Linked DNA regions of Homo sapiens: region 1 is linked to region 2. A link is a loop called in an ENCODE intact Hi-C map of the cell type or tissue named here. Cell type or tissue: GM12878. All regions are shown on one strand. Region 1 overlaps DSE (dermatan sulfate epimerase). Region 2 has its middle 7.7 kb from the start of TSPYL1.

What was found. A loop is a pair of places that touch in the nucleus more often than their neighbours do. Peaks named below come from ENCODE experiments on the same cell type or tissue, not always from the same donor. Only the 100,000 strongest peaks of a DNase experiment are listed, where the experiment ranks them.
Region 1: it touches region 2 in a loop (2.9-fold over the local background); 11 of 110 quality-filtered maps call a loop at or near these places.

The regions. Positions count from the first base shown.
Region 1 is chr6:116,407,511-116,411,510 of GRCh38, forward strand. The region is part of intron 2 of DSE (dermatan sulfate epimerase); the gene reads left to right. Among named protein-coding and RNA genes, the nearest start is that of DSE, 39 kb to the left of the region's middle. In GM12878, no CTCF peak of the experiment used is centred here; DNase peaks (open chromatin) are centred at 1,121 and 2,461; H3K4me3 peaks cover 1,830 bases; H3K27ac peaks cover 3,926 bases.
Region 2 is chr6:116,285,658-116,289,657 of GRCh38, forward strand. It overlaps a transcript of DSE not described here. Among named protein-coding and RNA genes, the nearest start is that of TSPYL1, 7.7 kb to the left of the region's middle. In GM12878, a CTCF peak has its summit at 2,207 (motif pointing right); a DNase peak (open chromatin) is centred at 2,194.

The DNA.
Region 1 (4,000 bases), 120 kb after region 2:
GGTGTATAGTTATTACTATAACTTTTAGGACCTCTTGGCCATATCTGCTCATTCTTACAAATTCACTGTCTTCCACTTCTTCTTGTTCTGTGGCTTCACTGCTGCTACTATGCTCATTATTTACCCATAGTCATTTTTCTCTTCCCTCCCCTTGCTCTGTTCTTCACTCTTGCCACTCTACGAATGCATTTTGCTATTGGTGATTCTGTCATTTTTGAATGTAAGTGAGCTCTTCAGGAAAAAGTACCTTTGATAAATAAAAAAGATCAATCTATTTTCACCCATCCAGAGCTTAGAGATTTTTTACATTTTTTTCTAGAATTTTGTGATTTTTATTGTTTTAAAGCTTTTCACTGATAGGTATTTATGTGTGGTCTTCCCAGTGGTCCAGTTGGACCATGTGGCACTGGTATTTTCAACTCTGCCTTCAGTTTGGGCAGTAATGAGTTTGCAGATCAGCCCTGAGCTGGCCTTTCTGCCTACAGACTGATTTATACCTTGTCTTCCACCTTTCTCTCCAACCCTATCCAGACTGTATGATCCACCTTAACTTCTTCCACCATTACATGTTCTCTAGCCCCTCATCCAACCCAATTCCTATAGTTACTTTTTATTTAATTCATTGGTTTGCAGTCATAACTGGGTTGCCTGGTTTTCTGACCAGGAGTGTACATCTTCTAGATTCGGCTCCAAAGAAACTTCTTTCTAGAAAATTTCCAGATTCCATCTTCTATACCCACCCTCCAGTGTGATTCATATGTTCCAAGGAACCCATGCAAAACTGTTATAGGTTGTTTTGCCTGCACTGCAATTCTTGGTTTATTTGTCTCCTCTACTGGCACATAAGCTTATTGAGGGTAGCCCCAGCATTTTTCGGGGTTCCAAGAGCCACATATGGTATACCTGCCACAAAGACACTAATTAATTATATTGAATGAATGGATGGATGAATGAATGAATAATCTGTCTTATTTTTATTGAGAGTCTAAGCTTACTGAGAGCAGAAGTCCTGGATCTGTATACAACTTTGAAACTGATTTGGTGCCCTGCGTACTGTGGCTGCTCCTACTTATCTGGTCTCACTTTCACTCTGAAGACGTGCCTGTCATCAGCCGTTTGTCTGTCAGCCTGTAATCACAGAGACACTGTACCTTTGACGTACTTGGAGGCCAGTAGGAAGAATGTCAGGATTTGACATCTTGGTGCATAGCTCAGCAGAGAATCTCAGATTACCTGGTCTTTGAAGTATTCCTCCTGCACCTGGCCTTCTCTCCTCCCTGATCCCTTGAATTTTGGTGTTCATCTTCTTACATGCATGTAATGTCCATGTGTGCTCCTTATCAGGTAACTACAACAGAGTTTTGTTTTTATTCACTTTAAAGCCACCTGCTTCAGTCTTTGAAATGAATGGCGGTGCTGTTAAGCAAGGGGAGGCGATAGTTTGTTGGAATTAAGAGCAAGGACTGTGGAGCCAGTCTGCCAGTGTTCCAATTACATTTATGAGCTGTGTGACCTTGAGAATGTTACTTGACTTCTCTGTGGCTCAGTTTCCTCATTTGTAATTTGGGGATATATATGATATATACTTCATACTATGAAGGATTAGTTAATGAAACAGTACATAGCATAATGTGTTAACTATTATTGTTATCTTTATTACTTCACTTATATTTTGTGTTCTTATAAATTGATGCCAAAGGCAATTTTCATTTATCGATAAATGTATGCACATATTCACTTTATATAAGTTTACTGTATTTGTTTTTTTGTTTTTTTGTTTTTTGGAGACAGAGTCTCGCTCTGTCGCCCAGGCTGGAGTGCAGTGGTGTGATCTTGGCTCACTGCAAGCTCCGCCTCCTGGGTTCATGCCATTCTCCTGCCTCAGCCTCCCGAGTAGGCTCGGACTACAGGTGCCCACCACCACGCCTGGCTAATTTTTTGTATTTTTTTAGTAGAGACGGGGTTTCACCATGTTAGCCAGGATGGTCTCGATCTCCTGACCTCATGATCCGCCCACCTTGGCCTCCCAAAGTGCTGGGATTACAGGCGTGAGCCAACACGCCCGGCCAATATAAGTTTATTGTATACTTGCTCTGTTCTGGGTATTTTATTAGGCATTGGAGATACAAAAATTTCAAGACGTGTTATGTATCTCTTTTGCCTGGAGTTGTTGGTCTATGGAAGATATAAATACTAATACTATTAGCATATTAATACTAGTAGTGGGATAAGTGCTGTGACTGGGAAACTACAGTGTGTAATGGGAAGATCTAGGAATACTTTGCCCAACATTGGAGTGTCAGGGAAGGCTTTCCTGCTGAGTCCTGAAGGACAGATAGGAACCAGCCACGTGAAGGGGAAAAAGGAGCCGTGCTTGACTGTTCAAGCACAAGTAGCTGCTGTACAAAGGCCTGGAGATAAAAGAAAGCAGAGTGCTTTTGAGGAACTGAAAATTTAGTGTAGGGAGGAAACTAGCAAGTGTTGAGGCTTTGGGTAGAGAGCCAGATGCTGCCAGGCCTTGTCTACTATATAAAGGAGCTTGGACTTTTTTTTACAAGTACTGTGAAGCCACTGAAAGGTGTAACAGGGCAGTGACATGATCAGATTTATGTATGTACGTTAACCTTTTCATTGAAAAATAAAAGTAGAATATTATATGAATAAATGTGTAGCTGATAAAGTATTTTGACGCAAACACCCTGGTAAGTACAACACAGGTCAAGAAATAGGACTTTGCCAGTCACTCCCTGAAGCCCCTTCATGGGCCACATCCCAGTCCCAGTTCCCTCCCTTCCCACAAAGACTACCCTGATGCCCCAGTGCCTACAGGCGTCATGTCCTTGTGTTCCCTTATAGTTCATCCAAATGTGCATCTCTAGGCATTATCATTTAATCTTGCTCATTTTTTAAATGTCTTTTAAGGCTTCAAAAAAAATCTACAGGCCGAGCGTGGTGGCTCACGCCTGTAATCTCAGCACTTTGGTAGGCAGAGGCAGGCGGATCACAAGGTCAGGAGATCGAGACCATCATGGCTAACACGGTGAAACCCTGTCTCTACTAAAAATACAAAAAAATTAGCTGGGTGTGGTGACACACGCCTGTAGTCCCAGCTACTGGGGAGGCTGAGGCAGGAGAATGGCGTGAACCCAGGAGGCAGAGCTTACAGTGAGCCAAGATCGCTCCACTGCACTCCAGCCTGGGCGACAGAGCGAGACTCTGTCTCAAAAAAAAAAAAAAAAAAAAAAAAAAAAAAAAAGAAGAAGAAGAATCTTGTTGTGGGAGTAGATTGCCAATGTCAAACCAGGAAGTCAAGTAGGCCTTTGGTGTTTATCTAAATGAAAACCTAGAATAGGAAATAATTGACAAGTTCCAGTAATAAATAATTAGCATTCATAAGACTTGACAGTTGTATTTGAGGGCCAAAGGAGACAAAGAATTTTCTTTATGGGATGGTGGGATCTCTCAGTGGGCTTCTAATACTTGGAGCTATTGAGGAATGCTATAAATAATAAAGGTTTGGATTTGGATATACAGAATTGAAGTGCCTGTGGGCCCAAGAGGAGATATCCAATTTATATCTCTCAAGCTTTATTTTTAGCTGCTTCCTGTTTGCCAGTGGTACACTGTAACTTAAGAATGGGTGTGTGTATGTGTGTGTGTGTTGTGCGTGTGTGTGTCTCAGTCATAAAAAAATATATCCAATATGAAATATGCTTTCAGGTACAATATATATCCTTTCTGTTGATGATAGAAAAATGCAGAAAGTCCAAAGGAGATCGTATTTAGTTCAAATTATCCTGCTACAATAAATAAATGAAGAATAGCTGGAAGAATGAGAAATCGAGGTGCTGATACAGCACTGCAGCCACGTGGGTGTCCTCAAATCACTTTCTGGAGCTGAAGCCAAAGAAACATTGTGCAGGCTGCACTCTGGGAGGAGGGCATCAGCTTGAGTGAGTCGTGCTGCTGCTTCTCAAGTTGAAAAAGAAAAAAGGTTCCT
Region 2 (4,000 bases):
AACATTTAAGTCTTTAATCCATCTTGAATTAATTTTTGTATGCGGTGTAAGGAAGGGATCCAATTTCAGCTTTCTACATATGGCTAGCCAGTTTTCCCAACACCAGTTATTCAATAGGGAATCCTTTTCCCATTTCTTGTTTTTCTCAGCTTTGTCAAAGATCAGATGGTTGTAGATGTGTGGTATTATTTCTGAGGGCTCTGTTCTGTTCCATTGGTCTATATCTCTGTTTTGGTACCAGTACCATGCTGTTTTGGTTACTGTAGCCTTGTAGTATAGTTTGAAGTCAGGTAGTGTGATGCCTCCAGCTTTGTTCTTTTTGCTTAGGATTGTCTTGGCAATGCGGGCTCTTTTTTGGTTCCATATGAACTTTAGAGGAGTTTTATCCAATTCTGTGAAGAAAGTCATTGGTAGCTTGATGGGGATAGCATTGAATCTATAAATTACCTTGGGCAGTATGGCCATTTTCAGGATATTGATTCTTTCTATCCATGAGCATGGAATGTTCTTCCATTTGTTTGTGTCCTCTTTTATTTCGTTGAGCAGTGGTTTGTAGTTCTCCTTGAAGAGGTCCTTCACATCCCTTGTAAGCTGGATTCCTAGGTATTTTATTCTCTTTGAAGCAATTGTGAATGGAAGGTGAACTCACTTTCTTAAAATGTGTAACCATCATTGATGTTAACTTGATACACAATTTTCTTCTCTCTTCCCTCTTTCCCCTATCCACAAGCATATTAATATAATATTTGTAAGGAAAGTACCCAATTATTTTCTTTCTTTTCAGAGGAGAAGCAGTTATTGATGATCCCCAAATTCAGTATTTTCTCAACTCTATCAGACTGAATGCCATCTTTTTATAACAGATATCTTCTAAAAGAGTCTTTACTTTCCTTAAATGAAATTTATAGATAATATAACCTGCCTACACAGGTAAATAGAAAAACATCAATATAATCACATCATAAAAGAGAAATAAAAGTAATTTATAATATTGTCTATTTTGATATGTAAGGACATTAACATTGCCTACACTGTAAGAAATAGCAAAGTGATTAGAAAGTTATACTTGTTGATATAATCACCATGGATGGAGACTGATATGGGTATGTTTTACCTGTGATTCAAATACCATGGTGATGAGGTTTTCTGAAATGGTGACCCAATCTTTGTTAAGTTCTATAAAAGAAAAAGGAAAAGCTCCCCTTGGTACATGTTACTGTATTTCTTCCATTATAGGAAATACATTTCACATTTCTTAAATCAGGATGTGTCTTACAAGCACTGTCAGCCATGTGTCAGTCATTGCATCATTACCATCATCACTGCCTGAGCATGTGTGTATCCGGTTATTGTTACCAATTTCTGGACAAACTAAAGATCATCTGAAGAAAGAATATGTGCTGTTTGTTGCCTTAAAACTTTCCATTAATCTCTTTGAAAGACTCAAAAAAGTACTGACATCAAAACTTACAATAATTTATGCCTGGCTTGAATTAAAACTCTTCTAGACAGAAGAGTTGAGCACTGTTCTAGGAAATATTGCATCATCAAAACACTTGATAGCAGAGAGGATAGTATTGCTTGGAAAAAAATATGGATATTGACACCTCTGAGCCAAACTTTCAGTAAATTTTGTGAATATGAAGTTTTATGAATACCTTAACAATTTATTTTGCTTTTCCCTTTCCTTTCATTTATTTCCAAGTATGATATTTTATTTCTGTCTAAAGCCTAAAAGAGTTCTTTTTAAAAACATAAAATAATTATGTATAAGAATGCATCATGTCATAGTTTAATTGGCAGTGTTTTTTCTCCTTGTCTTCCTTTCTTGGTGATACTTAAATAATACTTTGTTTTACAATTGATGTCTCAAATTAGATGAAATACCATAATTTCCTTCCTGGAAAGTTTATTGCACATTAAATCAGTGTAAACATGTTTAGTGTTTATATGTAAAATGTTAAATTCGAGGCTCAGATAAATATAAATAGGTTTTCCCTCTGGGAAGGAGAGCATTTTTTGTTGAGGGAGACTTCCCTTGGATAGTATGATATCTAGCATCCATGACACCACCTAATAAAAGTAGCAACTCTCATTTTTTGTAATTACTAAAATTCACATCTACAAACTTCCAAGACATCCTTAAGGAAGGTGCAGCTCCTGCTGAGATTGTCACTTTTAAATACTGCTAGGCATGTCATTCCTATTGATGCTCACTAGAGGGAGCAACTGGTCTTTAAGAAAGTGATGTATCTAGTCTCTGATGGAAGAACTATGGGATGGTCTTTCACTATAAATTAAATACTTTTTTATTTAAATTGAATCACAAACTTTTATTCCCACTAAGCTGTAATTGTTACAATGTATTTTTCTCAGACAAGTTTAGGTTTATTATGATGGCTCCAATACTCAAATTGTTTACGTATCTCATAGGAGCCTGCCTACAAAGTCCCTACGCAGTCATGAATCTGATTTCAAGTTACAGCTCTCCTACTCACTAGCTGTTTGACTGGAGCTAGTCATCTTTCTGAGCCACAATTTCCTCATAGGTAAAATGGAGATTATAATACATATTTCACAAGCCTATTATGAAAATGAAATAAGATATATATAAAGTGTACTATAAGCTTTCAATGAATAGAAGATGGTAATATTATTTGTATTATGCTAAAACTTAGGCATATTAAAGTTAGACTATTGTGCAAGGTATAATCTGGCACTAAATTTTCAATTTCCTGTACACAGCTAACTATATAGAATTTCAGAGAAGAATATAATCCCTGTGGATTAGAGTGGTCAGTGGAAGAAATGAGCCTTGACTTATATTCTGCTATGGGTGAGCATTGAATAGCTTGAGAAAGAAGTGGGGCGTGAGGACATAGTAACCATACTTGTCCACTGCTCCAGCTATTTCAACATGCATTCAAGACCTGCACTGTCCAATACTATAGGCACTAGCCATATGTGTCTATTTTGATTTAAATTAATTAAAATGAAGTAAAGTAAAAAATTCAGTTCATCAGTCACACTAATTACATTTCAAGTACTTATTAGCAACATCTGACTAGTGGCTGCTATATTGGATCTCATGCAACATTTCATCATGGCAAGAAGTTTGTTGGACAACATTATTCTAGACATACAGCATCTTCAAGTGGTGGAAAAAGGTGTAGTTGCTGGAACTAAAATGCCATACCACAGAGGTAGCAGGCACACATTTTATAAGAGTCTTAAGGGAAAAAAACACCTTTTGAAATTCATACTAGCAGCATTTTTGAGCAAAAATTTTGTGTGTTTATAATTGGGAGTATATAAGTAGAAGTACTTATCCACTGGCTCACATAACATAAAAAGGATAATCCAAATATTATGTTGCTTCACTATAAAACTTACATATTTAAAATAAGTTACAAAAATCTGAGCCATTACCCTTCAGAGAGAGGAATGAAGCTAAATGGGTCAAATTCAGGAAGTGTTAGTTGAAAAATATGTGTAATTAAATTAGTTATTTAAATAACCAATAAAATGTGTACTTGGTGGGACAAACCCCTACTGTATTTTTAGTAAGGTAAAATGGTAAGGTATAATAATTTAAAAGAAAATTTAAAAATAATGTACATGAAACAATGAAAATACTTGCATAGATTTTTTAAAGTCACTATGAATCATAGTGATTTGTTTGTTACTATACCAAAAATTCACAGTCAAGCCATTTAATAAACATGACTGTTATATGTGAAAGCATCTCAATATCCTAAGATTAAGCAATTTCATGCAAAGGAAATATTTCTGTGTATTTTTTAGGTAGTATTTAGATCTGCAGCTAAAACCCTTTAAACATTTTGTTAGTTGCCATTCATTTAAAACTCCAGAGCTCATGTATCATACAAAAATATCAGAAATTTCTTTTTTAAATGGAAATATAGTCCTAGGGTCAAAGAACCTTTTCAGAACAACTAGACCTTCATGATAAAAAAAATAAAAATAATAAAAAGTAAAG